Linked DNA regions of Homo sapiens: region 2 is linked to region 1. Evidence: chromatin loops called from intact Hi-C (ENCODE). Cell type or tissue: OCI-LY7. All regions are shown on one strand.

The links. Hi-C counts contacts between places; a loop is a spot of excess contacts. Peaks named below come from ENCODE experiments on the same cell type or tissue, not always from the same donor. Only the 100,000 strongest peaks of a DNase experiment are listed, where the experiment ranks them.
Region 2: it touches region 1 in a loop (4-fold over the local background); 1 of 110 quality-filtered maps calls a loop at or near these places.

Annotation. Positions count from the first base shown.
Region 1 is chr6:92,809,495-92,811,994 of GRCh38, reverse strand. No RefSeq gene overlaps it. Among named protein-coding and RNA genes, the nearest start is that of LINC02531, 87 kb to the right of the region's middle. In OCI-LY7, CTCF peaks have their summits at 757 and 960; a DNase peak (open chromatin) is centred at 924; H3K4me3 peaks cover 1,276 bases; H3K27ac peaks cover 1,929 bases.
Region 2 is chr6:93,174,881-93,177,380 of GRCh38, reverse strand. No RefSeq gene overlaps it. Among named protein-coding and RNA genes, the nearest start is that of EPHA7, 240 kb to the left of the region's middle. In OCI-LY7, no CTCF peak of the experiment used is centred here; a DNase peak (open chromatin) is centred at 1,150; H3K4me3 peaks cover 1,346 bases; H3K27ac peaks cover 1,891 bases.

The DNA.
Region 1 (2,500 bases):
CTGACTCTTGGTGCACATGAAAATCACCTGAGGAACTTTTCAAATTCCTATGCCCAGGCCCATTCTAAACCAATTAAATTAAAATCTCCAGATGGGGTCCTGGTAGTGTTTTAAAAATATGCCAGGTGATTTCAATATGTGGCTAACATGCAGAACCATTTTTCTTGATTATAGGAATTCCTCTGGTTTTTATTTACAAAAATGATTGTGATTTGTATGATTTATTTATCTGTGATAACAGAAACACTATCCATTATTTCATATTCTTGTTTATAAAAAGTATGTAAAATATATATTACATAGTATATAAAATAAAATAAAAATTAATAAAAATATATTTCGGCAAACATTACATGGAAATGTACTCAGGAATTACATTCTTGTGCATTGATTGTGTAGAAATATGTTTAACGAGTAACTTAATCATTGCTATTTTTCAAGTAATATAAGTGAGTTCTTTTCACCTGAACTTGGCAGCTGTGGGCATGTTTTTCATTCTAACTACACTGTAGAATAGATATCCAGCTACAAAATGTTGAATAAAATTTACCTACAACCATTGTAGCTTGTTGAAGAGATTTAGCTTAGTTGCTAAAATGTCAGATGCAACCCTGTAAGTGGGTTGCTTTTAAAAATCTCCCCTGCAGGCTTACCTTTCCTTCTACCCAGCAATTGCATTAATAGGTGCTTTTAAAAGGTAGCTGGTCCTCTCAAGATGTTGGCTTCTTTTAAAATTCTTTTAATCAAGATCTGCCTCTAATGCTCTTCATTTACTTTCTTAAGTGAAAATATAACATGAAAGCCAATTCCAAGCCACTGGAGGGGGCGAAAATAACTGTTACAGGGGCTGGACCGAAACAGAGACATAGTGCTTCCCCTTTGAAGTATGGCCACCTGTGAACTCCTATTGATCTTGGGCAGCCAAGCTTCAAAGGAATAAGGCTGCACTTCTCCCCCACCTGGCCACTGCGTGGTATAACACTTTTGAGTCAGCAGGGGCTACTTTGAAGTTAAAATTTGGATTAAAAAGCTAAATTGTGAGAGGTGAATAGCTCATAAGGTAGCTTTTAAAACAAATATGATTTGAGATCTGCTCAGTTGTATCTTCTTCACCTCCTTCGTTTACCCTCTTGTCACCTTCAGTATTTTAAAGGTCAGCCTTTTTCAAATTAGTTTCTATATCAGAATGTAATGAAGTCACTAACATGAAGGTGAATAGTTGATCTATCTAGAGCAATCAGGAAACTGAAAAGCCAAAATAGCTTCCCACCTACATCTGTTGACCTTGTAATGAGAAAGGAAATTCAGCAGAGAAACTAAACTTTTTTTCTTTGTCTTTTCAGTGGGCTGTAATAGAAATGGTGATTTATTTATAGATTTAAAATAAATTTTGAGAGGTAGTTGCATTTTGTGATTCTATATATTTACTAAAGTATATGTATTCAGACTGTTTCTGAGGGTGTGTTATAATCCTAAAAATTTCTCAACTCCTTATGGGGTCCTTTTAGTATATGAGAAAGCTAAAGAAAATAAAGCTTAATATGGAAATATTGCAATATTCAGGTTTAGTAGTTGAACATACCTTGCTTTGTATTCATGGAGATTAGTATATAGTTAAGAATAAAAGACTACTATCTTATGTCTATAATGATAGCATTTTCCTTTAAATTGGACTATTATGTTAAACATATTTTTAAATGTGGTATCCACTAAGAAAATACCAACCTTTTAAGTTTCCATTTCCATTTTAATCCTCAGAAAACGACTGTCCTCCTATGACTAGGACTTGAAAGGACTTTTTTTCCTGGATGAATACCTTAGTCACAAAGGATGTATGTAAGGGGTAATACCAAAGTTCTCACGACTCAGAAGAATTTAGGTAAGCTTTGCATAAAACTAGAAAGATTCTGAAGACTTGGTTCAAATCAATTCCTACAAACATCTCAAAGTTGCACTCAAACTTATAATTTGATTGTAGGATTAATAAGAATTTATTCTACTTTTCCATTAGAACAGTGGCCAGAATCACCTGAAATGTTTTGTTCCGCAATATGGTACCTGCCATTCAGGGTAGGGAAGAATTATAATCTCAGATGAGAACATGGAAGAGGAATGGAAAAGTTGGATAAAGGAAATATGTATAAATCTTTCACTCACTTTTAAGGCAGTCACATAGAAATAAATGAGAAAGATTTATTTAGAAATAAATAAATTAATTAAAGATTTATTTAGAAATAATTAGAAAAAAATCTGTATTCCCTATTATGCAATTTATACAATTTGCAATTATGTACATACTTATCCATCTATAGACATACATTTTTCGAAAGACTCTCAAATTTTACTTGTTTTATATACAAAATGCTAATAATAGTCTGCACTTTTAGAAGGTGAAGAAACTGTCAGTTTTATGCTGTGGAAGTAACATTTCATTTTTGCCAACACTAGCAACTATGAAACAAAGACCTCACCTTTTTTTTTTTTTTAACATTTTAGTATT
Region 2 (2,500 bases), 370 kb before region 1:
TACATTCTGCCAAACAATATTTTCAGACTGATAGAAATTAAACATGGTATTTACATGGGATCAATAGGAAAGCACTCACCCACTCATTCACTCATTTATTCGTCTACTGCCTATTTGATGGTCTACACATTAGATCTTATTCTAAAGTGAGATCCTATAAGAGTCTAACACCAGTATTAATAGACACGTAAAATGAGTTCATACGTTTTATGTCTTTTGCCAAAAAGACATGTAAAGTAATGGGATATAGATTATTATTCCTATCAAGAGCACATTTTCCTCTACCACTCTAAGACAAATCTCTAATCTTTCAGTCTTACTCCTAAAAAAATGTTTTCCAGAAGCCACTAAACAGATTTCCTGCCTCAGGACTGGAGCCACATTTGCAAACCTCAGCCAGACACTGGTAAGAGGATGGATATCACCCTGACTAATTTATATTAGGCATGATTTGTCCTGGGAAAAGAAGGGGTCTTCTATGAGCATACGAAAGACCAAAAAAAAAGAAAAAACAAGAAAAAAAGTTAAACAACAACAAGATAAAAGGAGCAACCTAAAGACTACGTCCTCCATCCCCAATTTCTCAATTACAAGCTATTTGTTGCTTCTGAGGCTGGTAGCTACTAAAGTGTCTATGACTGGGGGTGGATGAAATCCCTGATTCTTAGGTTCTTCCTATGTGGGCTAGTCAGTTAATTAAAGAGTGACTAGCTGGGCGTGGTGGCGCATGCCTGTAGTCCCAGCTACTCGGGAGGCTGAGGCAGGAGAATCTCTTGAACCTGGGAGACAGAGGTGGCAGTGAGCTGAGATTGCACCACTGCACTCCAGCCTGGCGACAGAGTGAGACTCCATCAAAAAAAAAAGAAGAGGAATGTGCAGATGAGTGGCAAATCCTGGGAAGATCTTGGTGTTTGGGAATGTATAAACTTTCACAAAAGAAGGTATGTAGTCACTTATTTTAAGTAACCCTAGTCAACTTGACCCACTGAAGACCAGGATAGAACTAGATATTCGCTGAGTCTTCCCTGATTCTGAGACTAGGAGACTGCAGAAAAAATAGAAAACAGAGTGACCTTTCTGGGTATATCAAGAAGAGACTGTTAGCCTGCCATTCAAGACAGGAAGAGGAAGTGAGATAACCCTTTTGACTTTCATCCTCTAGAGAGTCTCTGTCCTAAATAAATTTCAGCCACCAGAACTCAGCTGCATGTGCTGCTTAAGAAAATAACTACCCATTTAAGGGGCCATGGCAATGAGAAAGAAAAAGATCAGGTTGCAATTCAGGATACATGCCCAGGGAAAAATGAGCTACTGAATTTTTTTAAATAAGGAAGGAAGAGAGGGAGGGAGGAAGGAAAAAAGAATATATTGAAAGATGTTCAAATCACACACACACATACACACACACACACACACACACATACACCCCACATTCCTGGTTTTGGAACTAACATTAAATAGATGTTTTAGAAGGGAAAACAGTTACTACTGAAATTAGAATTTATGACTGAGTGAATTAAGCACAAGAAATACTTAAAAGCACAGAAAAGAAAGAGGAAGAGAAATCATGAAGAAAAAAGAAACTGTGAGAATAGCTCTAAGAAAAAGAACAGCCAAAAGGTGATTTAAAGGAGGAAAAAATAGTAAATGGGAGAGAGGTAATTACTGAACAACTTCTAGAAATAAATTTTCCTGAATTGAGAAAAGATTTGGGTCCAGAAATTAAAAGGGCTGACTAAGTTTCAGGCTGATTTAATAAGAAGATATATGCAACCAAGTAAATCCTTATAAAATGTGTGAACTCCAAGGGTAAAGAAAAAGGTTTATGTTTATAGCTTGGAAGAACAAGTTACTCACAAAGGAAAAATAATCACACTGGTATAGGCTTTATTTTTTGACCCCGGAAGCTAATAGACAATAGATCATTTAATACACTCAGGAAAACAAACAACATGCAAAAACTCCTATATTCAGTCCGTAATTTTCTTGTTTATTATCCGGTTGATGCCTTTTTTGAAAAAAGACAAAATATATAGAAAGAGTGACATACACAAACTGGAATGGTTTGCTATGCAACCATACTACCTAAGGAGAATACTTGAGGAAAGGCCATAAAAAGACAAATTAATCATAAGAGAGACAAGGTGAAAGAAGAGAGAACAGTGGTGAGTAATGACATTTAATATATGTAAGTTTAATAGGTGAGGATATGAGGAATTTCACAATCTAAGGGACTTATTTTAAAACAATTCAAATAATCACTCAATTATTCCAGCAAAACCTAGGAGATGGAGGTGGGCATGAGGGGGATAAAGAGAGGTTGAAAATGTTCTAATCATGTCATTATGGACAGGGGAATGGAGGACAAAAAAAAAGAAAAGAAAATATATTCTTAGAGTTTTTTCCTATTGAGGGTTAGGAAGGATATGTGGGAAAAAGTAAAGGACTGTAGGAGAAGGAGAGAATAAGTCTTGAATAAGTTGTATGAGAGAAGAGAATG